Linked DNA regions of Homo sapiens: regions 2 and 3 are each linked to region 1. A link is a loop called in an ENCODE intact Hi-C map of the cell type or tissue named here. Cell type or tissue: dorsolateral prefrontal cortex. All regions are shown on one strand.

Region 1 (8,000 bases):
GGAATGAAGGGAGAGAAGAAGAGAGGAAGGGAGGGAAGGCATAAACAAAGGTATAAACTCAACAAAAAGGAAAGGAGGAGAGGAGAGCAGGGAAGGAGGGAGAAAGGAAATAGCAAACTTCAGGGGAAGAGCCCAAATAAAAGGAAGAGAGGACATGGAGAACTGGAGAGACAGCCAGGACCTGGATGGAAAGAGTTGGCAAAGATGTCAGTATTCTTCGGGGAGGTGCAGGGAGAGCTCCCCACTGTCTATACCACAGGCACCCAGGGAGGACCCAGGAGAGCTGCCATCCCCAAACCAGCACTGCACCTTGTGCCAACAGAGAAAGTCACAGAAAACCCTTGGCCCCACTCCAAAGCCCTGACTAAATCATGTACTCCCGGGAAACGCAGGGCCACGACACCACCATGTGTGTCCTCAAGCTTAGAATTCAGCACCTTAACTAGTGCAGAGTTCATAACATCCTCACAACTGGGTTTACCTCAGACACCACCAGAAGCTGAAAGCCAGTCTGGTCCATCCATGTATGATGGATAAACAAAGTGTGGCTATCCAGACGATCGAATATTATTCAGCCTTTAAAAGGAAGGAAACTCTGACACATGTCCCATTGTGGATGAACCTGAAGGATACTATGCTAAGGGAAATAAGCCAGTCCCAAAAGGATACTGTATGATCTCACTTGGATGCAGAATCTCAAACAGTCAAACTCACAGAAACAGAAAGTTGAGTGGTGGCTGCCAAGGGCTGCAGACAGTGCGACAGGGAGTCGTTCAGTGGGTACAGATGCGTAAGCTTGAGGGACCTGCTATGCAGCATTGCCCCTGAATTACATGCTTAAAAATGTGTTCAGAGGGTAGATCTCCTACCACAATGTGAAAATGAATTAAATGTAGAATAAAATAGAAGAAAATGAAAATACAGACAGTTCCGAACTTATGATGGTGTGACTTACCCTTTTTGACCTTAAGGTGATGCAAACATGACGCGCATTCAGTAGAAGCTGTACTTCAAGTGCCCAGACAACCATTCTGCTTTTCACTTCCAGTAAATTAGGTTGATGGAAAAGTAACTGCAATTTTTTTGTTTTGTTTTGTTTTTGTTTTTGTTTTTTGAGATGGAGTCTCGCTCTGTCGCCCAGGCTGGAGTGCAGTGGCGCGATCTCGGCTCACTGCAAGCTCCGCCTCCCGGGTTCACGCCATTCTCCTGCCTCAGCCTCCCGAGTAGCTGGAACTACAGGCGCCCACCACCATGCCTGGCTGATTTTTTGTATTTTTAGTAGAGACGGGGTTTTACCGTGTTAGTCAGGATGGTCTCCATCTCCTGACCTCGTGATCCGCCCACCTCGGCCTCCCAAAGTGCTGGGATTACAGGCATGAGCCACCGCGCCTGGCCTGCAATTTTTAAAATGGCAAAAATCACAATTACTTTTTTGCACCAATCTAATACAATAAATTATGTAAGATATTCAACACTTTATTATAAAATAGGCTCTGTGTTAGATGATTTTGCCCAAATGTAGGCTCATATGAGTGTTCTGAGCCTGTTTAAAGCAGGCTGGGCTCAGCTATGATGTTCGGAAGGTTAAGTGCATTAAATGTGTTTTCAACTTAGCATATTTGCAGCTTATGATGAGTTTATCTGGAAGTAACCGATGAAGTAAGTGGAGGAGCATCTATACCGAATCTGAAATTTTTTTTATCACAAAATATACTCATTGATAAATGACCTCTCTAAAATTATGAAAACAAGAACAAACTCATTCCTGGCATTCTGTGATTTTCCAGGTTCTCATCTCCAAAGCGATTCAGCCCCACCTGCCCCAGGCCCCTCCCTTGAGTCCCCAACACTTCTTCAGGGCCCTTCAGAACTCACAGTGAAATCAACATTTCCCATAGGCTGAGCTCTCTGAATGTCCCCTCACTTCCACAGCTGGATGAATCCCACCACTGCCTTCCCAAGGCCAGTCTGTTCATTTTCTCACATTTCCCAAACTGAAGGTCTCGCTGTACCTCATACCTATGACTGTTGCTTCCCCCCGTCTGTTCCCCTCCCCACTGTAAACAGACACCTTCCATTTCTGCAGTTCACACAGCAGGACCTGGCATCCTCTTCCCCTCCCTGTTGCCATCTACACATCCCCACCCCATTCTCCCCATTCCCTGACATCCCTGGCTCATGGCCCTCCTCCTTCTGTGGCATCCAAGAAACTGACCCACCCACCTTCCGGCCTCTCAACTCCAAAACTTCCAACATCCCCTTCCTCCACTCTCACCCCAGCAAGCCAACCCATCCATGGTTTTCTTTCAGCCCCTGTTTCCTAATCTGCAAGTCCTGGTACCAATATTTATATCCCATGGACTTGGACAGTCTGCTTAATCTCTTTATGCCTCAGTCTCCTGATCTATAAAATGGGAATGATAATAAGGATACTATTTCATAGGGCTGTAGTAAAGACTAAAGGAGACCATATTCATCGCACACTGAGAACAGTGGTTAGCACATAGTGAGCAAAGAATGCTAGTCACCGGTAATAGTAATTCTACAACAGGTAAAGATGATGAGGGAAGAAAACAAGTCTCCCTACCTGAGACAAACAGAGTAGCAGAAAAAAGAACTCTGGAGTCGGACCTGGGTTTGAATTTGGGAACACTACCTATCCTGGAGCTTTCGCTTCTTCACATGTCAGATGGGGATAAGAATACTTACCTTCCATGTTAGACGAGTTCCCCTCCTCATGTCAGAGAGGACAGAGTTATTCCCTCCTCATGTCAGAGAGGACAGGTGTCTCAGGTTGGAGCCTCAGGCATTACCTGGTTGTGATGCAGGTAACTGGGAGCATGCAGGGGTCCAGGTATCAGCGAGGACACTGACAGTTTCTTGGCAGTGAGCCAATCACGACTGCTTGCCCTTACTGATCACCATCTGAGATGTCTGAGATTCTGCAAGCATCAGAGTTTGGCCACAGTAAAACTAGCCCTTCACATTTATTTTGCCTTTTAGAAAACACTGATATCAGTTTAAAATAGTGACATGTCTTTGGATCCCACGTGTGCTATATAAAGAAACATCTAAATGGGCACTTCCATGTCTCGTGGTTTTAAAAATGTTTTAAATGTGGCTACATGAACCTCCTTCTAGCCGACTGCTGTCTCCAGAAGAGATCCACGTTCACTCCTCATCCCTTGGGAAGGCCCATCAGATTTCATCTCACTCATCCCACTGCTAACATGAGCAGAAATCTTACCCTACACCAACTTTACAATCCATCAGGAGAATCCAGCAATCCCACTTCCAGGTATATACCCTCAAAAAGTCAAAGCAGTGTCTCAAGGAGATATCTGTACACCTGTGTACAGAGCAGCATTATTCACAATAGCCAAAAGGTAGAAATAGGCCAAGGGTCCTTCAACAGGTGAATGGATAAAGAAGATACGGTATATCCAGACAAGGAAATATTATTTAGCCTCAAAAACGAAGGAAATTCTGACACATGCTACAGTGTGGATGTACCTTGAGGATATTATGCTGAGTGAAATAAGCCGGTTGCAAAAGGACAAACACTGTGTGATGCCACTCCTATGAGGAACTGAGAGCAGTCAGATTCAGAGACAAAGAACAGAATGGTGCTTGCCGGGAGCTGAGGGAAGGGGAATGGGAAGCGAGTGTTTAATGGGGACAGAGTTTCACTTTGAGAAGATGAAACAGTTCTGGAAATGGAAGGTGGTGATGGTTGTACAACAATGTGAATGAACTTAATGCCGCTGAACTGTACACTTAAAAATGATTATGTGTATTTTTCCACAATTCAAAAACCAGGAAAGTTGAGAGCCAGCTGGCTCTCCCCTTCAGAATATATCCAGACGCAGCTGCTGTTCCCCGGTGCCATGGCTGCCAGCCCAGCCCAGGTCACTTCTTTCCTAGACCACAGCCCTAGCCTCCAAGCTGGTCTGCTTACCCCATCTGTCCACTCTCAACAAGCAGCCCAAAGCAGTCCTTTTAAAATGAGGTTGGGTCATATCACTGCTCTGTGCAAAACCTTGCAAAAGTTCCCCAGTGGAGTCAAGAGTAAAAAATCCAAAGTCCTGACAGTGACTCGCAAGCTCCCCCATCTTTCTATCCTCCTCCCCAACTGCTTGTTCACTCTGCTGCGGCCCCACTGGTCTTCCTGCCACTCCCTTGACGTGGGGGACACGGGCCAGCCGTCATCTCTGCCTGGAATGTCCACCACTCCAGCTGTTCACCTGGCTTTCTCATCTCTCCCACGTCTTGCTCATGTACCTTTATGAAGGCAGGGATGTTTGTCCTGCTCACTCATATAGTCCTTTTGCCTAGAACAGTGCCAGGCACATGGTAGCCACTCAAAGATATTTGTTGAATTAATCAATAAATACAAGCATTGTTTCTAAAGTCAGAAACATTTGTCAGAACCAGAACTTGTAGCAGAGGAGAAGGTGGGTGCTTTTGACAAGGCTGCCACCTAGTGGCTGGATTCCTTGACAGCCTTCTGGGGGTTCCACAACCTTTCACTTGACCCTGGGGCAGGCAGGGAGGACCCTGCACACAAGGAACCTCCTCATTCTCTAAAAGCCACACCACTGTGTAACATGAGATACACACAAAGGACACCTCAGGGAGAAAAAGAATAATAAGAACTGGAATCCAGGCCAGGCGCAGTGGCTCATGTCTGTAATCCCAGCACTTTGGGAGGCCAAGGCAGGAGGAGCCCAGGAGTTCAAGACCAGCCTGGGCAACATGGCGAGACCCCGGTGGTGTGCACCTGTAGTCCCAGCTACTCGAGAGCTGGGGCAGGAGGATTGCTTGAGCCCAGAAGTTGGAGGCTGCAATGAGCTATGATTGCACCACTGCACTCCAGCCTGGACAACAGAGCAAAACTCCGTCTATAGAAAAAACAACAACAACAAAAAAAAGAATTCAGAATTCTTTTTTGGAATTCAGATAAGTGAATAATATTAATGAAATAAAACCAATTAGAAAAAGTGGATGTTCCATATGGAAACCTGTGGTGGGCACGGGAGAGAAAAAGTAAAACTGGTTTGACCTTTCCAAAGCCAAGGTTCCTGGTCTAGATAAAATAACCATGCTCTTCCTATGGCTATTGTGAGCATGAATAGAGACAGCAGCTCAGAGAAGCCGGCACAGTGCAGGCAGGTGGCAGGGCTCAAAAATAGAAGCCCCTTTTGTGATTTTTGCTGTGTTCTTGCTATTGTTGGAGCAAACTTTGGCATAGCCCCAGAGAACAGCATAAGGCCTGGAAACCAGAAACTGGAAATAGTCTTGAAAAGAATGAGGAAGCTCATGCCTCCCCATTCAAGCAGTTCCAATACCACCCATGACAGATGGCAAGTTGGCGCCCTAGGCAAGGCTGAGACAATAATATAATTATTACGACCAAAAGATTACATGATTTCTCCTGGAGTAGATTTCAGGGATTCTCCCTGAGGACAGATCAGCTCCCAGGAAAGGGTGCAATAAAATATAGGCTGACTATAGATTTAATTCTTGTAAGTTCAAAATCACAACACTGTATTAAAATTTCATGACAAAAATCTTTCTCAAAATTAATACAATTGAAATAAAATATAGATAATACCATGCTATGCATCGTAGAAAACTTGTCCCCAAGTCAAAAGTACAAAAACTAAGTCTTGCATGGCATAAAAAGAATTCTGCCCCCTACAAGTCTAATATATAGTTGATTTCCTGTGAAAAGAAATTTCCTCTGAAAGGAAATCAACTATATATTGCCAGAAGTCCCCCAATTTCCTTTAATTTTATTCTTTTCCTTCACAGCTGAGCCTATAGAAAATTGGTTTAAGTCCAGTGAACATCTAATTTCTAACACACTAAATAATTTCCATCTTTGTATCAACTGTATTTTTTTTTTGAGACTGAGTCTCACTGTGTTGCCCAGGCTCGAGTGCAGTGGCACAATCTCGGCTCACTGCAGCCTCCACCTCCCAGGTTCAAGAGATTCTTCTGCCTCAGCCTCCCAAGTAGCTGGGATTACAGGCACCCGCCACAACACTTGGCTAATTTTTTTCTATTTTTAGTAAAGAAGGGGTTTCGCCATGTTGGCCAGGCTGGTCTCCAAATATCTCAGGTGATCCGCCTGCCTCGGCCTCCCAGAGTGCTGGGATTACAGGCATAAGCCACCCCACCCGGCAGTACTGAGATTTTAAAACCCAAGCTTATTACTACAGGGTGAGTATCCCTTATCCAAAATGCTCAGGACCATAAGTGTTCTGGATTTCTGATTTTTTATTTTGGAATATTTGCATTATACTTACCAGTTCAGCATCTCTAATCCAAAAATCCAAAATCCAAAATGCCCCAGTGAGCATTTCCTTTGAGCATCATGTCAGTGCTCAAAACATTTCAGATTTTGAAGCATTTGGGATTTTGAATTTTTGGATTTGGGATGTTCAGCCTGTACAACTAGTTGCTGTAATCCCAACCAGCACTTTCATTTTCCTCGTTTTCACGCATGTAAAATAGACAAAATGCAATCAAATATTGAAATGATTACCGAAACAATACTATACAACTGTAGAGGTGATAACACCTGCAACAGACAGGCACTGCATACCACTGCTCCTAATGGTCTGTCCTAATAGACTGGTATTCACCTATTCCAAATGAGGCAGTCTGGGGACAGCATGACAATGTACAAAAGTATCAGCTGTCCAAAGGTGCTACAAAAATGTTGAGGACTACTGACATTTAAAAATAAAAGCTCTTGGCTGGGTGTGGTGGCTCACGCCTGTAATCCCAGCACTTTGGGAGGCTGAGGCAGGTGGATCACCTGAGGTTGGGAGTTCAAGACCAGCCTGACCAACATGGAGAAACCCGATCTCAACTAAAAGTACAACATTAGCTGGGCGTGGTGGCGCAAGCCTGTAATCCCAGCTACTCAGGAGGCTGAGGCAGGAGAATCACTTGAACTCAGGAGGCGGAGGTTGTGGAGCGCCATGGCACTCCAGCCTGGGCAACAAGAGCGAAACTCCGTCTCAAAAAATAAAATAAATTTAAAAAAATAAAAGCTTCAGAAACAAAATGTAATTTTCAAATTCAACCCTATTAACTCAAATAATTTAATTTCACTTAAATGAAGTAACTGACAAACAATTTGTATAACTAGGAGAATAATAACTGTCACTTACTTTTCATTACAGTCTATATAAATTATTCACAGACCTTTTTCCCAACATCACTGTATAGTAGATATGTAGTTATTTCCTTCCTTTGACAAATAAAGGATGCCAATGCCCCTTGGGGCATGGGAACTTGTCTACTTTAGGAGCCAATATGAAACCAAGGTCTTTTCCTAGAATCCTGTGCAAAGGAGCAGATGCTATAAGCAAACAATAAAAAAAAATCCACCAACAAATGGCTAAAGAACACTACAAAAGGCAAGTAGAAGAGGAAGGATTTTGTGAAGGCAAAAAAAAGTTTAGTTTATATTTATATTGTCTAAATTTATGTTGTATTTACCTTGTTTTTAATTTTGTATAGCAATGTATGCATATGTTTAAAATGTTCAAACAGCACAGGAAAATCTAAAATGAAAAAATTTTCCTCTGCCACTATCAATTCTGCTAACTCTCCTCAAAGATAATCATTCTGACATCCTTCCAGGAAAAAAAAGTTGATTTTAATAATTAATATATACTTCTAAAACCAAAACCAAATTAAGGTTATACCATATGCACCATATTATTTTCCCCACTTAGTAATGTATATTGGAAATCTTTCCCTATCAGTACACACAAATCTACTGTATTCATTTTCATGCCTGTATACTATTCTACTGCACCAAAATCACATTGTTCAACCAGCCCTGTATGAATACATACTTAGGTTGTTTCCCATATTATACTATTATAAATAATCATGCAACTGAACTTGCTCATACATGTTGGCATCCTTTTCCAAGAATATCAGTAACCGTTAAGTGCTAAATAATAGAAATGCTTGGT
Region 2 (8,000 bases), 200 kb before region 1:
TCTTTTAGTGACACAAATCACTATGTAATATAGTTAGCCTTTGAACAACACGGATTTGAACTGCAGGGGTCTACTTATGAGCAGATTTTCTCCCACTTCTACCACCTGAGACAGCGAAGACCAATCTTCCTCTTCCTCCTTCTCCTTAGCCTGCTCAACTTGAAGACTATGATGAAGAGTTATATAATGATCCACTTGCATTTAATGAACAGTAAGCGTATTTTTTCTGCCTTATGATTTTCTTAACAGTTTATTTTCCTAGCTTCCTTTATTGTAAGAATACAGCATATTAATACATATACCATACCAAACATATCTTAATTGACTATTTATGTTATCAATAAGGCTGCTGGTCAACAGTTAGCTATTAGTAGTTACGTTCTTGGGGGAGTCAAAAGTTATACACAGATGTTTGACTGCAGAGGGAATCAAGCATCCCTAAATTCCACATTGTTAAGGGTCAATTGTGATTGATATTCATTTACTAAACATAAGTCATTTATTTTAAAAATTAAATAGAAGTTCCAATTTCATAATAAGTCTAATTCATTATAATGTGACTATAAAGAAAACATACAACTTACTAACTCAAAAATATCTTTTTCTTGGCCGGGCGCGGTGGCTCACGCCTGTAATCCCAGCACTTTGGGAGGTCGAGGCAGATGGATCACGAGGTCAGGAGATCGAGACCATCCTGGCTAACATGGTGAAACCCCGTCTCTACTAAAAATACAAAAAATTAGCCAGGCGGGGTGGCGGGCGCCTGTAGTCCCAGCTACTCTGCAGGCTGAGGCAAGAGAATGGCATGAACCCCAGGGGGTGGAGCCTGCAGTGAGCCGAGATCGTGCCACTGCACTCCAGCCTGGGCAACAGCGAGACTCTGTCTCAAAAAAAAAAAAAAATCTTTTTCTTATTTATACAAAAATATCACATAGGATTTTAGGGACTATAATTAATTTTTTTTCAGACCAGATTGTTTGAAAAAATAAATGACCTATAATTAACTTTTTAAATAATTGTGACATCTAACCTACCAAGAAATCTAACCTATCAACAAAGAAATAAAGATTTTTTAAAACTGCTCTTTCATGATCAAAACTTCCTGACTCTTACTTCTTTTTTACCTATGGTAGGACCACCAAAAATAATTCACTATCAGAAGTCTTACCTGGATTGTTATTTTGAGGAAGACTTTCAGGTGTCTGTTTTTCCTTATATTCAGGAACTAGTTGCTGAATGCTATGGATAAAAATGTAATAAATGAAATTACTATTTTAAAACAAATGAAAAATACCAAATATATTAAATTTTTAGAGTATTTCAAACAATATCAGAGTTAATATCAGAACTTTAATTATCCCATATACTTCAATTTGTGAGTTCTACCAACTTCTCTTTAAGCTTCTGAAGAAGAAAAAAAGATGAAGTACTCATGAATTGAAGGGAGTATAGTTCAGTAAATTAACTCACATTAGCTTGGCATAATGGAAAGCATCCTAGCTCTATTACCAGCAGCTATTTATTCTCTGACAAGTTGCTTCTCTTAGGCTCAATGTATTCTTCTAAAAAGCACGGATTTTACTGCCTTATTTCACTAGGTTGTTAAAGATTTAACAAGAAAACGTTTTGTAAATGCTCAGAGAAACAGTGAAGCAATGAAATAATTTGTTCTTGAGCTTTATTGCGGAAATGGTTTTGGAATCACAAATAAAACCCAATGTGTATTTTTTCCAGAGGTTCTAATATTCAAATGTTGCAGTTTTCCAAAACTGTTATTAAGTTCTAGTTTTATTAGTTCTATTCTTTGTGGCTTATAATTTGGGGCATCACAGCTAGTTCATAGTTTGTAACTAAATTTACTTATAAATATATTATTTCATCAAACTAGATAGCAACACTGTCCACTATTACTGAGCTCATCAATCACGCCAAGGGGAGAAAGCTAATAGATGTCAAGACCTAGCTTGGACTACTGTTCCATACAGACTCAAACTCTGAATCGGCAGATCTTTGTTAGAAGGATGCTCAATCCCCATGTTCATCTCCAACTGACATGGAAAACAAAATTCTACTTTTTTTTTTCAGTTCCATGAAAGACATGCAAGTTGACATTCTCTCATTTCTGAGATACATACTGACAATATATTTGCACACAACATCCCACGTGTTACTCAGCTCCATTGATCACCTTACTGCATATTTTTGTAGTGAAAAATCACAATTTTAATATTAGGTGATACCCAGTTTGCTTTGACTCACACTGTCTTTGGAACTAGTCAGCAAATAGTCAAATGAACTTCTAGTGACTGCGCAAAATATGGACCACTTCAAAAATCTGTGCATCATCCTTATGCAGGCAGGGGCCATGCTAATTTCTCTCCATTTTGTTCCAATTTTAGTATATGTTTGCTGCTGAAGCAAGTTTTGTTTGTTTGTTTGTTTTAGACTGAGTCTCGCTCTGTCACCCAGGCTGGAGTGCAGTGGCGCGATCTCGGCTCACTGCAAGCTCCGCCTCCCGGGTTCATGCCATTCTCCTGCCTTAGCCTCCTGAGTAGCTGGGACTACAGGCACCCACCACCACGCCCGGCTATTTTTTTTTGTATTTTTTAGTAGTGACGGGGTTTCACCGTGTTAGCCAGGATGCTCTCAATCACCTGACCTCGTGATCCGCCCACCTTAGCCTCCCAAATTGCTGGGATTACAGGCATGAGCCACTGCACCCTGCCAAAGCTCTCATTTTATACATGGATATTCATGAGTCATGGATGAGACTTAGCTCTGTTAAATCCAACTAACATGCTTGAGACTCAGAATTCTGGTGATGGCTTCCTGCCACAAATCTGGGAAAGGATAATATGGGACATTCCACGATCTAAGAAAAGGGTCCTCAGCATACAGATCTGGTAGCAATGAGAAAAGGAAACTCATCTCTTTCTGCAACATTATTTGAACTGAACCCCGAGGGCCTAAAGGATAATTTGTCATGAAGGTTTTAGCTAAGTCTAGGCTGAGACAAAAGCATAACATGCGGGGTTTCACCATGTCGGTCAGGCTGGTCTCGAACTTCTGACCTCGTGATCTGCCCTCCTCGGCCTCCCAAAGTGCTGGGATTACAGGCATGAGCCACCGAGCCCGGCCAACATGAAGTTCTTAAGGATGGAAGGAACCTGAGCGACAGTAGAATATGTCTGCTGTATAATAGGTATTCAGTTTATGTTTTTTTTTTTTTTTTTTTGAGACGGAGTCTCGTTCTGTCGCCCAGGCGGGAGTGCTGTGGCGCGATCTCCGCTCACTGCAAGCTCCGCCTTCTGGGTTCACGCCATTCTCCTGCCTCAGCCTCCCGAGTAGCTGGGACTACAGGCGCCCGCCACTGCGCCCGGCTAATTTTTTGTATTTTTAGTAGAGACGGGGTTTCACCGTGGTCTCGATCTCCTGACCTCGTGATCCGCCCGCCTCGGCCTCCCAAAGTGCTGGTATTACAGGCGTGAGCCACCGCGCCCGGCCCTTATGTTTGATGAATAAATTGAGAAAATGGATAAACACAGTTGGGAAGTGCAATATTTTTAAAGAAAACTCCTGTAAAGTAGACCAACACTTTTGCAATAGTAATAATCCTTTATATTTGATCCCGTCTCACTAAGAGGCCTGGGCCCCTGACCCCTCTGACGTTTCCCCATCCCGGGTGCCGTGGGGCCTGCGGGCACCAGAAAGCCAGTGTCCCCGACAGGACGGCGCGCCCGCATCCTTCGCCTGGCCATTACCTCTTCTTCCTATCCCTCTTGTCCACGCCAGTGTCTCCAGGAACCAAGACGTGCTCCACCCCAGGGACGTCGCCCGACCGGGCAGCTCTGTGGAGCTCGCCAAGATCTTCCAGGCGGACATCGTGCTGGGGCTGGTCTAAGGCGCCCTCACCGTGCTTGCTCTCGCTGCCGACGCTGTTTTTCCACCAGCTGTAGGAGAAGCCCGAGGACCACTGGTCCCCCGGGTAGCCCAAGTACCACTGGTCCTCCTGGCTCCTGACGCTACCGGTTTTCCTCGTGGCGTAGACTGCCGGCTTCGGAGACCCCTCAGCCCCTCCCCGCTTTTCTCCACCCCAGGAGACCATCAGTAGCGAGCTACTGCCTCGGCCACAACCTCCCAGCAGGATAGCCCGCGGTTTCCAATCTGCGAAAGGAGGACCGCTAAGCCAGAAATGCCAAGCCAAGCGATCACTGCCACGCCAAGCCAAGCGACCACTGCCAAGCCAAGCAGCCACTGCAAAGCCTCGCGGGTAAGGCCAAGCCAATCCGTTACAGACTAGTGCGCCTGCCCACCTGTGACGTCACGGAACCTGTGACTTCACTGCAACTGCAGCTCCAGCCTCCCAGAAAAAGACTCCTTGGCCTGCACGTCGCGCTGCAGCTCCAGCCTCCCAGAAAAAGACTCCTTGGCCTGCAGGTGGCGCTGCAGCTCCAGCCTCCCAGAAAAAGACTTCTTGGCCTGCAGGTGGCGCTGCAGCTCCAGCGCCAACCTGGGCTGGCTGGTCCTCCCTCGGAGGTTTCGGGGTGGCGGCGCCCAGCCTGCCTGTCATGAGTGCCGCTTCACAGCGCCGCCGGCGCACCTGCTCCTAGGCTTGCTCGGTTCAGGGGTATGGGCCAGTTCCGCCCCCGGCTTGGCCACTGCAGCGAAGTTGCCCTAGGGTCCGCGCTGCCAGGACGCAAGCGGAGTCTGATGGCTGGGTCAGAGCGGCCTGTCAGCCCGGCTGGAAGGGCCTGCCCGACGCCGCTGCCCGCCCAGCTGCTACTCGGCCTGCGCCTGGAGCCAGGGACCAGCTCTGGGCATTCTGCTGCCTTAGGATGGGGCCGAGCAGCCGCTCCCCGCCCTGTGCCGCAGCCGCTGCGCGCATCTGCCCAGGGTCCGTGCAGCTGGCGACCCGGGCAGGTCGGGGAATGCCTGGTGCCACCGGGATTGCTCGCCTCTAGTCCGTCCTGACCCTTCAGCCCGCGAGCACCAGTGAGATTGAAGAAAAGTGACGGCCGGGCGCGGTGGCTCACACCTGTAATCCCAGCACTTTGGGAGGTTGAGGCGGGCAGATCACTTGAGGTCAGGAGTTTGAGGCCAGCCTGGCCAACATGGTGAAACCCTGTCTCTACTAAAAATACAAAAATTAGTTGGGCGTGGTGGTGCGCGCCTGTAGTCCCAGCTACTCCAGAGGCTGAGACAGGAGAATCGCTTGAACCCGGGAGGTGGATGTTGCAGTGAGCTGATATCGTGCCACCAAACTCCAGCCTGGGCGACAGAGCAAGACTCCGTCTCAAAAAAAGAAAGAAGGCAGGAGAGAACGAAGGAAAGAGAAGAAAAGAAGGAAGAAAGGAAGGAAGGAAGGAAGGAAGGGTGACAAAGAAGAATCTAGAGAGCACTCAAATACTAATTCTTGAGGACAATTAAGACAGATCGCATTATGAAAAACAGATTTTGTCACTGAAGCCTCAGGGCTTCAGCCTAGATCCTGCGCTGCTCACCCACAGAAAGCCAACCACTGAGATGAGTATTGCAAAGGAAGAAGGCTTTAATCAGATGCTGCAGCCGAGGAGATGGGAGCTCAGTCTCAAATCCCTCTCTCTGACCAACTAAAATTAGGGATTTTTAGTATAGCAAAGAAGAAATGTAACTATGTTTAAGAAAACATGAACTAGGAAGGGGTAAGGAAGCAATCATTTACAAAATATCTGTGGCCGGGCGCAGTGGCTCCCACCTGTAATCCCAGCACTTTGGGAGGCAGAGGCGGGTAGATCATGAGGTCAAGAGATCAAGACCATCCTGGCTAACATGGTGACCCCTTGTTCTCTACTAAAAATACAAAAATTAGTTGGGCGTGGTGGCACGTGCCTGTAGTCCCAGCTACTCGGGAGGCTGAGACAAAAGAATCGCTTGAACCCGGGAGGCGGAGGTTGCAGTGAGTCAAGATCGTGCCACTGTACTCCAGCCTGGCGACAGGGCTAGACTCCATCTCAAAAAAAAAAAAAAACCAGAAAAAGAAAAAAAGTATCTTCACCCTGCCTCCTCAATCTTGGCATAATTCCCCCTGCGAGTGGTTTCTGGGGTCTCAGTTGGCATTTAGTCACACATTGCACATATCGTGTGCACATCTGCACAGCTCAGCAGTGTCCTGGGTAGGCCTTGAAGGGTGATCTTCACGTAAGCCTGTGGCCTGAGCAAGAAAGCTGCACACGGGCAGCGGAGGAACCAGCAGGAGCCCAGTCCTCTGTGGAAAATTCCAGCACCACCCGCAAGAGCAGCTGCAGTGGAGACTGTGACCCGACAAGGATATATGCATGAAGATGCTGGTCTGAAAACAGACTCAGTTTAAGGGTGGCACTTTGAAAAAATATTGATAAATGTCAGTGAGAAAAAAATAATTAGAAACAAAATATATTTATTAGAAATATTACAGTCATTTATCATACACTTTCCTATGAATAGTTAAATACATCTAATTAGCATGTCATATCCAAAAGTGCTGGGTACAATCTAGTGTGCTCTTTATAGACACGAGGCCACAGATGTATCAACTACACTCAACTAATGTAGTTAAAGTTAGTGTGCTAAAAAAAAAAATTAGTGTGCTATTCAGGATGCTACAGATTTAGCAAAATTCTAACCTGGATCAGAGGAGTGAAATGCCCCGTGAATTGAGGCAACTGTAGATATTCGAAATGCTTCTAAAAAGGCTGTGAGGTTATGTCCTTTACTGCATGTCATTGGTAGGTCATCTCAAAATGGCACTCGAGCTTTGGAAGGGTGAGAACTATTGCTAGATTTGGTAGGGGGTCTGCATCTATGGGCCCGAGTCCTCCATCTCCACAAGCTGCCCCTCAGTGGGGAAGAGGAGGGGGAGGCTAAGGGAGTCTCCGTAACGTTTGTGGGCAGCAGGGAAGAGAACATGGCAGAGATTCCTCACCGCTGGATGGCTTGTCCCCTGGGGATGTGTGTTTTTATCTAACACCCACCTGCATCTACTTGGGTTGGTCTCTACAAAAGCTGTAAAACAAAAACTGAATGAAAAAGGAAAATAAAAGACTAATATTTTTGAAATGAGAAGGGGCTAGGACAAGAGAAGCTCCTGAGAATGTTATCCCCGCAGGGCGGGGGCCATGGGTTACCATCAGACAAGGAAAATTCAATCCATGTTCAATGCAGAGAACAGCGACTTCTCACCTTGAAAAACTCTCCAACTCTACTGGGGCTTGCATTTTGCAGCTGTCTTTCATGTAAAAATGATACATTAAAAAAAGGATCTTCAGAACAACTGAAGAATTTTAAATGACTACTGGCTGAGGGAAGATGGAAAGAAATGTGGCTGTTGTGGTCTTTGAAATCCTCAGGACAGAAACTGGGAATGGCACACTCTGCTGAGTATAGAAAAAATAAGATGCTGACCTTGTTTTCCTGCCAACTTTCCACCTTCACCTGGTGCTCTGAGCTCTGTTAAAAACAGACCTAAAAACCCTACCCCTTGGCCTAGCTGGGTTGGGGACTGCCTCCCCCAGGTCCTGCACCTCCACACGCCAGCGGATGGCTTGGGGGAGCCCTACTAGCTGCTGTGCTAGAAGGCCTATTCCTGGACTCCTGAGGCCATCAGTCACAGTTCCAGGACCCCAGCAGAACCTTCCCTTCCCCAAAACACCACCTGTATTTCTTTTTTTTGTGTGTGTGTGTGACAGGGTCTTGCTCTTTGGCCCAGGCCAGAGTGCAGTGGCACAAACACAGCTTACTGCAGCCTCAAACTCCTGGGCTCAAGTGATGCTCCCACCTCAGCCTCCCAAGCAGCTGAGATTACAGGTGCCTATCATTGTACCCAGCTAATTAAAAAACAAAATTTTGGGCCAGGCGCGGTGGCTTACCCCTGTAGTCCCAGCACTTTGGGAGGTTGAGGCAGGCTTATCACTTGAGGTCAGGAGTTCAAGACCAGCCTGGCCAACATGGTGAAACTGTTTCTACTAAAAATACAAAAATATGCC
Region 3 (8,000 bases), 67 kb before region 1:
TGTATTCCCAGTTAAGGCATTCTAAGTCACAGGATGAGATAACAGGTTGGCACAAGATACAGGTCATAAAGACCTTGCTGATATAACAGGCTGCAGTAAAGAAGCTGGCTAAATCCTACCAAAACCAAGATGGCCACAAGAGTGACCTCTGGTCGTCCTCACTACTACACTCCTGCCAGCGCCATGACAGTTTACAAATGTCATAGCAACTTCAGGAAATTACCCTATATGGTCTAAAAAGGGGAGGCATGAATAATCCACCCCTTGTTTAGCATATCATTAAAAAATAACCATAAAAATGGGCAACCAGCAGCCCTCAGGGCTGCTCTATGGAGTAGCCATTCTTTTATTCCTTTACTTTCTTACTAAACTTGCTTTCACTTTGCACTGTGGACTTGCCCTGAATTCATTCTTGTGCGAGATCCAAGAATCCTCTCTTAAGGTCTGGATCGGGCCCCCTTTCCTGTAACAAAAATAGTCACAAAACAAGAAACTTCATAAAAATAAGCTGTATAAGACAGATAACAAAATCACAGCACATAACTTCACTCTGCAGGGCACAATATATATGTAGTCACAATAATATCCATACTACACACAGAACATGCAAGACTATTTTCTAGAACATATGAATACTGTCATCCTTGCTAGTGAAAAAGGTAAAGTACAGATGAAAGAAACTGGGAGGTAGAAGAGAAAGCAGAGAGAGTGGGCAAAAAGGATGGCAGCAATAATATCCACCCTCACCTTACAAACAGGGTGTCAAAGATACTATATACAGTTGACAAGACAAGAAATAAAGATGAAATACATTACTAAAAGCAATAACCAAGAAAGAAACTAAAAACAGTGATATTATGACACTAGGAGAGGGTTGCAGGGCCATGTGTTAAATCCTCATCTATCATAAGAGGAATCAACAAAATTGGGGAAAAAAATAGCAACATCAAAAGAATGAGAACACAAGCCACAGGCTGGGAGAAAATATGTGCAAAAGACATATCCGATAAAGGACTGTTATCCAAAATATACAAAGAATGCTCAAAACTCAACAGTAAGATAATGAGGGCTCGGTGTAATGGCTCACACCTGTAATCCCAGCACAGCACACTTTGGGAGGCCAGGGCGGGAGGATCACCTGTGTCCAGGGGTTCAAGACCAGTCTGGGCAGCCTTGAGACCCCTGTCTCAAGGGGTCTCCCTGCATAGTGAGACTCGTCTCATCAAAAAAATCAAAAATTAGCTGGGCATGGTGGCTTACACTTGTAGTCCCAGCTACTCAGGAGACTGAAGAAGAAGGATCACTTGAGCCCAGGAGGTGAAGGCTGCAGTAAGTCATAATTGCACCACTGCACTCCAGCCTGCACAACAGAGTGAGACACTGTCTCAATAAAGAAAAAAATGGAAAACGAAACACCTGACTAAAAATGGAAAAACACCTGAATAGACAACTCACCGAAGAAGAAATACAGATGGAAAATGAGCTATGAAAAGCTGCTCTACATCAGACAGTGTGGCAATTCCTCATGGATCTAGAACTAGAAATACCATTTGACCCAGCAATCCCATTAAGGGGTATATACAGAAAACCAAACATCGCATGTTCTTTCTCATAAGTAGGAGCTGAACAATGAGAACACATGGACACAGGGAGGGGAACATCACACACCAGGGCTTGTCAGTGGGTGGGGGGGCTAGGGAAGGGATAGCATTAGGAGAAATACCTAATGTAGATGACAGGTTGATGATGGGTGCAACAAACCATCATGGTATGTGCATACCTATGTAACAAACCTGCACATTCTGCACATGTACCCCAGAACTTAAAGTATAATTAAAAAAAAAAAAAAAAAAAGCTGCTCCACATCATACATCCGTAGGCAATTTCAAATTAACACAAAAGTGAGATATCACTACACAACTATTAGAATGGCTACAATCCAAAACAATAAGAACACCAAATACTGGTGAGGATGTGGAGCAACCGGGACTCATTGCTGGTAGGAACGCAAAATAATTCAGCCACGTTGGAAGACAGTTTGGTGGTTTCCTAGAAAAGTAAACATACTTGTTCTCTATGATCCAGCAATAGCACTCCTTGGTATTTAGCCAAATGAGTCAAAAACATATGTCCACACAAAAACCTGCACATGGATCTTTACAGCAGCTTTACTCATAACTGCCAAAACTTGGAAGCAACCAACTGTGGTACACCCAGATAATGGACTATTAGTATCATCCACCCCTTAAAATGAAATAACTATTAAGCCATGAAAAGACATGGAGGAACCTTAACTGAAGCATTTACTAAGTTAAAGAAGCAGTCTGAAAAAGCTACACACAGTATGATTCCAACTATGACATTCTGCAAAAGACAAAACTACAGAGACCGTAGTTTTGTAAAACTATGGTCCTTTTGCTTGCTAAAGCAAAAAGATCAATGGTTGCCAGGGGTTGGGGGGAGGGAGGAATGAATAAGTAGAGCCAGGCACAGGTGAGCTACTGTGCCTGCCCATTCATCCCCCACCCCCAAGGGAGGGAGGCAAGGTGGGAGAATTGCTTGAGGCCAGGAGTTCCAGACCAGCCTGGGCAAGACAGCAAGGCCCTGTCTCTACAAAAAACTTGGATACATGGCATTATACATTTATCCAAACCTACAGAATGCACAATGCCAAGAGTGAACCTCAATGTAAACCACGGACTCTGAGCAATGTTACATCGGTGTGGGTTCACTGATTGGAAGATGTTGATAATGAGGAGGCTGAGTGTGTTTGGGAACAGGAGTACACTATAGGAAAACTTGTACTTTTCACTCAATTTTGCTGTGCCTAAAACTGCTCTTTAAAAAAGAGTGTTTATTTTTTTAGAAGGCAGTAAAAGCATAATAAAGTGTTTACCTTTGAGAAGAGGGACAAGAAATGGGAAGGGGTAGGGCAGCAGGGCAGCAGCAGTCTTGCTTTTCATAATAAGCTCCTTGTCCTGGTTCATTATTTTAACCCCTGTATATACTACTTTGATAATGAAAATTAGGAAAAAGAAATATGAATGTTTATGAGTACAGTGTGGAAACAGGCAATTAGCAATCCGTCAGCTTTATAGGCAGCACTGATCCTTTGGACTTAGAACAAATGAGATAACAGAAGTTTGAGGCAATTCAGCAAGCAGATGCACAGCCATAAGGAACTAAGTCTGTTATCAAATCTTGGGGCCCCACCTTGACTATGACAGAAAAGTAGTTTTTTCCACAGCTGGACTGTCTTTTGGGTCGTCTCAGTGGTGTGCTTTCTAGAGATTCATACCTAACTTGTACTAAAAGTCAATAGAAATTGTCTTTGCAAATCAAATGGAGGGAAAAAAACACAAAAGAGTCCTACACTCATGCAAATGAACCAAATTACTCACCCATTTTACTTCCTTTGTTAAAAGCAAACAGCAGTGTCAATGTGTAAAGATGATTTTTGTAAAGGGATAAACATTTTCTATCTCATCTCCATTTTACTTTTTTTGGGAAGAATGCAAAATTAATTTTCCTCACACTCCACTTGCTCAGCAAATTGGATTAGAATTCAAAATGCTTGTAAATCTACTCCTCCTGTTTCCCAAATACTCATGCTGTACCACGGCCACTATGAACAGCACTCCAGAAAGAGGGGGACAATAAAGCTTCTGAACAAAAGCCCCCTAACACTAAGAAGGGGCTCAGGCCTGGAGAGGACACAGTGACCGCTCTGTGTCAGGATGCAGGGGAGATAGGGCAGCAGACAAAGCCTCAGTGTTTCTGAGGAGAGATAATGGTATGGTCTGACTAGCTTCTAGCAGGCGGCCCACACAACCAGCTGCCATTAGTCATCTCCAGGAGAAGCCAGAATGCCAAGCAGCTCTGGGAGGGCAACTCCTGACAGGCCATTTGAAAAGTGCAAAGCAGGCAGGGACATCAAATTTCCATTGAAACTGAAGTGGCTGGAGGAGCGCTTCGTCCCAGAATTCTCTCTGCATACTGCGCCTTAGCTTCCTTGCCCATTGTGTAGGCCAAATGAAATCCTCATTGCCTAACTAGAGAGCTTGGCACCTCTGAACAGAAATCTCCCAGCAGCACTGTGGGAAAATAAAGCCCACAGTCTCCAGGCACCAAACACTGAGAATAAGGAGGAGCTGAGGGTGCAGGCTTTAGTGAACTAAAAGATCTGCCATATTCACGTGCAGCCTTACTTTCAGGACAGATGGGAAAAGCTAACCTCCAGGTTACGGAGGCTCGATGCAAGTGAGAACCACCTAGTCTAGTCTAGATCATAATCAGGCCCTGACTTCCTACAGTTATGGCTCAGGTGTACCTCAGTTATACCTCACAGAGATCACTGAGAAACTTCCAAGTTCTACCAGGAAAACATAATAAATTCACCTGAATTTGTAACTGGAGAAATTAGATAATTAGATGGACTGGGCACGCAAAATCCTGTTTATTTCTATTAATATCACTTTGGGGGTGGGAGTTGTTTTTTCAAAGCACCCATGGGTCAAAACACACAAAGAAATTTAAGGAATCGTCCGTATCCTTTGAATCGGAGTTTACTATGTAGGAAGGATAACAGCACTTTACCTTTGTGTAGCACTTTGGTTTTGTAAGCACTTTCACATACATTAACTTGAGGCACACAAAACTCAGTTCATAAAAGTATTATTATTGTTATTTTACAGATAAAGAAACAAAGTCTGAGAGACTTCATAATTTGCCCAACGGTCACATCATAAGTATATCTTCTAATACAAGCCGGGCACGGTGGCTCACGCCTGTAATCTCAGCACTTTGGGAGGCCAAGGCAGGCAGATCACCTGAGGTCAGGAATATCACCTGAGGTCAGGAATTCGAGATCAGCCTAGCCAACATGGTGAAACCCCGTCTCTACTAAAAATACAAAAATTAGCCAGGCGTGGTGGTGCGCACCTGTATCCCAGCCACTCCGGAGGCTTAGACAGGAGAATCACTTGAATCCAGGAGGCAGAGGCTGCAGTGAGCCGAGATCACACCACTGCACTCCAGCCTGGGTGACAAAGTGAGACTCTGTCCCAAAAAAAGAAAAAAAAAAAAGGATGTCTTTTGATACCTAAGGAAATACAAAATCACGTTATTTCAGAACTGGAAGAAACAGAAATCATATAACCTAATTTTTCATTCAAAGTGGCATCAATAGCATCCAACTTCTGTTGCCATCTACTAAAGTCTCATGTTCCAGTTACCATTGAATATTTTCAGTAAAAGGAAACCCACCACTAGACAGCCCCTTCCACTGTTGAGCAGCTCAAATAGTTGGACAATCCTTCCTTATATGAGGCTGAATTCTATATCTTCATTAACATGGCACACACCGATTCCAGTTCTGAAACACTCTGGAACCACAAAGAACAAATTTATTGCCTCTTCCACGTGACATCTGAATGTCTGCAGGCAGCTTTGTTTCCCCATTGGTCTTCTAAATCTTCACTCAAAACATTCCTAATTCTTCCCACCAGGCCTCATAGGTCCCGGGGTCCATTCATTGGATAAACTGCCTAGAGAGCTTCTGATTTACCAAGGTCCCTCTGAAATATTACCCAGAATCTCAGAAACACTGCAGATGTGGGTTTCTGTGAGTTAAAAATCTCTTGGTTGCAAGAGAAAACCCAACTCAAGCTTACAACAATAAAAAGAGGTTTTGACTCCCATAACTGAAAGTCTAGGATCAAGTCCAACTTCAGGTCTGGCTCAACTGAAAGATGTTCTCTCAGGGTCAATTTCTCTCCATCTTCTGCTCCTCCCTTCCTCCACAGGTCACCTTCATCAATAAGCTGCCTGCCCTCATGGCTATGTGATGGTACTGGCAGCTCCAGGGCTCACATCTGCACACCATCAAATCCAGCAAAGAGCGGGGACTCTCTCCCAGGCACCCCAAAAAACATCTACTCAACACTCATTCTGATTGAGTCTCTGCCATCCTTGACTCACTGAGACCAGGGTGATATGCTGACTCACTTTAAAGTGGGAATTAGCTAAAGAGAATTCCTGGGAGAAGACGGGGTTAAATGCTGGGAAGTCAACCAAAAAGTGTTCAAAATGTGGTCTGACCAATGCCGAGTCAGTTCCCTGGTGTAGTATACTGGTACGGGTTGAGCATCCCTAATTCAGAAAAAAATACAAAACCCTAAACATTCTGAGTGCTGACATGACCATAAAAGGAAACACTCATTGGAGTATTTCAGATTTCCAGATTAGGGATGCTCAATTGCTAAGTATAATGCAAGTATTCCAAAATACAAAAAAAAAATCCAAAGTTCAAAACACATCTGGTCCCAAGCATTTCAGATAAGGGATACTCAAACCTGTATAATTAATACAGCACATAGAACTGGTGTAGTGTGCCAGTTGAAAACAAACCAACCCAAAAGACTTCAGGACCCAGCAGGGGACATCAGGCAACAATTAAAAACAAAAATTGGCCAGGCTCAGTGGCTCACACCTATGATCTATAATCCCAGCACTTTGGGAAGCCAAGGCAGGAGCACTGCTTGAGCCCAGGAGTTTGAAACCAGCCTGGGCAACATAGTGAGACACCCATCTCTACTGAAAATACAAAAAAAACCCAGGTGTGGTGGTGTCTGCCTGCAGCTCTAGCTACTCAGGAGAGGCTGAGGTGGGAGGATCACCTGAGCCTGGGAAGTCAAGGCTGCAGTAAGCTGTGATTGTACCACTGCACTTCAGCCTGAGCGATGGGAGTGAGACCCTGTCTCATAAGCAGATACATACATACAAAAATCACGTAAACCATTTGGCATACTTTTAGTATACATGAGACACAATACAAGCACTTGCTTTATTGAGCTTTGCTTTTTTGTGCTTTGCAGATAATACATTTCTTACAAATTGAAGGCTTGTGGCAACCCTGCATCGAGCAAGTCTATCAGTGTCATTTCTCCAACAGAATGGGCTTACTTCGTTAGCATTTTTTAGCAATATTTTTTAAATTAAGGCATGTACATTGCTTTTTTTAAGATGTAATGCTATTGCACACTTAACAGACTACAATATAGTGTAAACATAATTTTTGTATGCACCAGGAAACCAAAAACCTCATGTAATTCATTTTATTGTGGTGGTCTGAAACTGAATTCACAACATCACCAAGATGTGTCTGTAGTTAAAATGCAACGTGAAATAAAAAATACAAAACACAAGCTGGGTGCAGTGGCTCATGCCTGCAATCCCAGCACTTTGGGAGGCCGAGGAGGGTGGATCACCTGAGGTCAGGAGTTCGAGACCAGCCTGACCAACATGGTGAAACCCCGCCTCTACTAAAAATACCAAAATTAGCTGGGTGTGGTGGCACACGCCTGTAGTCCTAGCTACTCAGGAGGCTGAGGCAGAAGAATAGCTTGAACCTGGGAGGCAGAGGTTGCAGTGAGCCAAGATCGTGCCATTGCACTCCAGCCTGGGCAACACAGAGAGACTCTGCCTCAAAAAAAATAAATAAATAAAAATACAAAACAGGACACCACACTTGAAGACTCCTGTGATTATCACTAGACAAATGCTTCTGGTTCATGGGACCATCAATCTGGGTGCAAGGAGTAGTGGAGGTTGGCTCTGCAAAGGTCTTTCCAACATGAATGAATGAATTCCTTCATCACAGAGTCGCTGCTGTTTACTAACCCTTACATTCCTGCCACCACTGTTTCAGAGCAAATTTCCCCATAACCTCATCACTTAACACAACCGTTTTATTTTCTGATCATTTTGCCGGTCAGGAATTTGGGAAGAGCTTGGCTAGGCCATTCTTACATAGACACTAGGAGGTGGCTCCTGCCATCCGAAACCCTGGCTGAGATGACAGCTCCACGGACTGTGGGCTGGAGCACCATGTGGTAGTCTCCCCAGCATGGTAGCCTCACAGTGGTTGGACTTATTACAGAACGGCTCACGGCTCCAAGCACAAGTGCCCCCGCAAACAAGAGGGGCCTGCACAGCCTTTT

The links. A loop is a pair of places that touch in the nucleus more often than their neighbours do. Peaks named below come from ENCODE experiments on the same cell type or tissue, not always from the same donor. Only the 100,000 strongest peaks of a DNase experiment are listed, where the experiment ranks them.
Region 2: it touches region 1 in a loop (1.0-fold over the local background); 72 of 110 quality-filtered maps call a loop at or near these places.
Region 3: a loop joins it to region 1, with 7 times the contacts of the local background. A loop is called at or near these places in 6 of 110 quality-filtered maps.

What each region holds. Positions count from the first base shown.
Region 1 is chr17:20,118,294-20,126,293 of GRCh38, reverse strand. All of the region lies in intron 3 of SPECC1 (sperm antigen with calponin homology and coiled-coil domains 1), which reads right to left. Among named protein-coding and RNA genes, the nearest start is that of SPECC1, 110 kb to the right of the region's middle. RefSeq lists a silencer at 3,125-3,350. In dorsolateral prefrontal cortex, CTCF peaks have their summits at 4,281 and 4,482 (motif pointing left); DNase peaks (open chromatin) are centred at 351, 3,900, 4,483, 5,243 and 2 weaker places; H3K4me3 peaks cover 1,622 bases; H3K27ac peaks cover 5,588 bases.
Region 2 is chr17:20,317,422-20,325,421 of GRCh38, reverse strand. It overlaps SPECC1 (sperm antigen with calponin homology and coiled-coil domains 1), which reads right to left. Exons shown (of 15, transcript NM_001243439.2): 15 at 6,396-8,000. It also overlaps the pseudogene CCDC144CP and the pseudogene RNU6-467P. Among named protein-coding and RNA genes, the nearest start is that of FAM106B, 96 kb to the left of the region's middle. In dorsolateral prefrontal cortex, CTCF peaks have their summits at 4,251 and 4,473 (motif pointing right); a DNase peak (open chromatin) is centred at 4,411; H3K4me3 peaks cover 591 bases; H3K27ac peaks cover 1,653 bases.
Region 3 is chr17:20,185,342-20,193,341 of GRCh38, reverse strand. The region is part of intron 3 of SPECC1 (sperm antigen with calponin homology and coiled-coil domains 1); the gene reads right to left. Among named protein-coding and RNA genes, the nearest start is that of SPECC1, 180 kb to the right of the region's middle. RefSeq lists a silencer at 3,752-4,046. In dorsolateral prefrontal cortex, no CTCF peak of the experiment used is centred here; a DNase peak (open chromatin) is centred at 3,831; H3K4me3 peaks cover 1,643 bases; H3K27ac peaks cover 8,000 bases.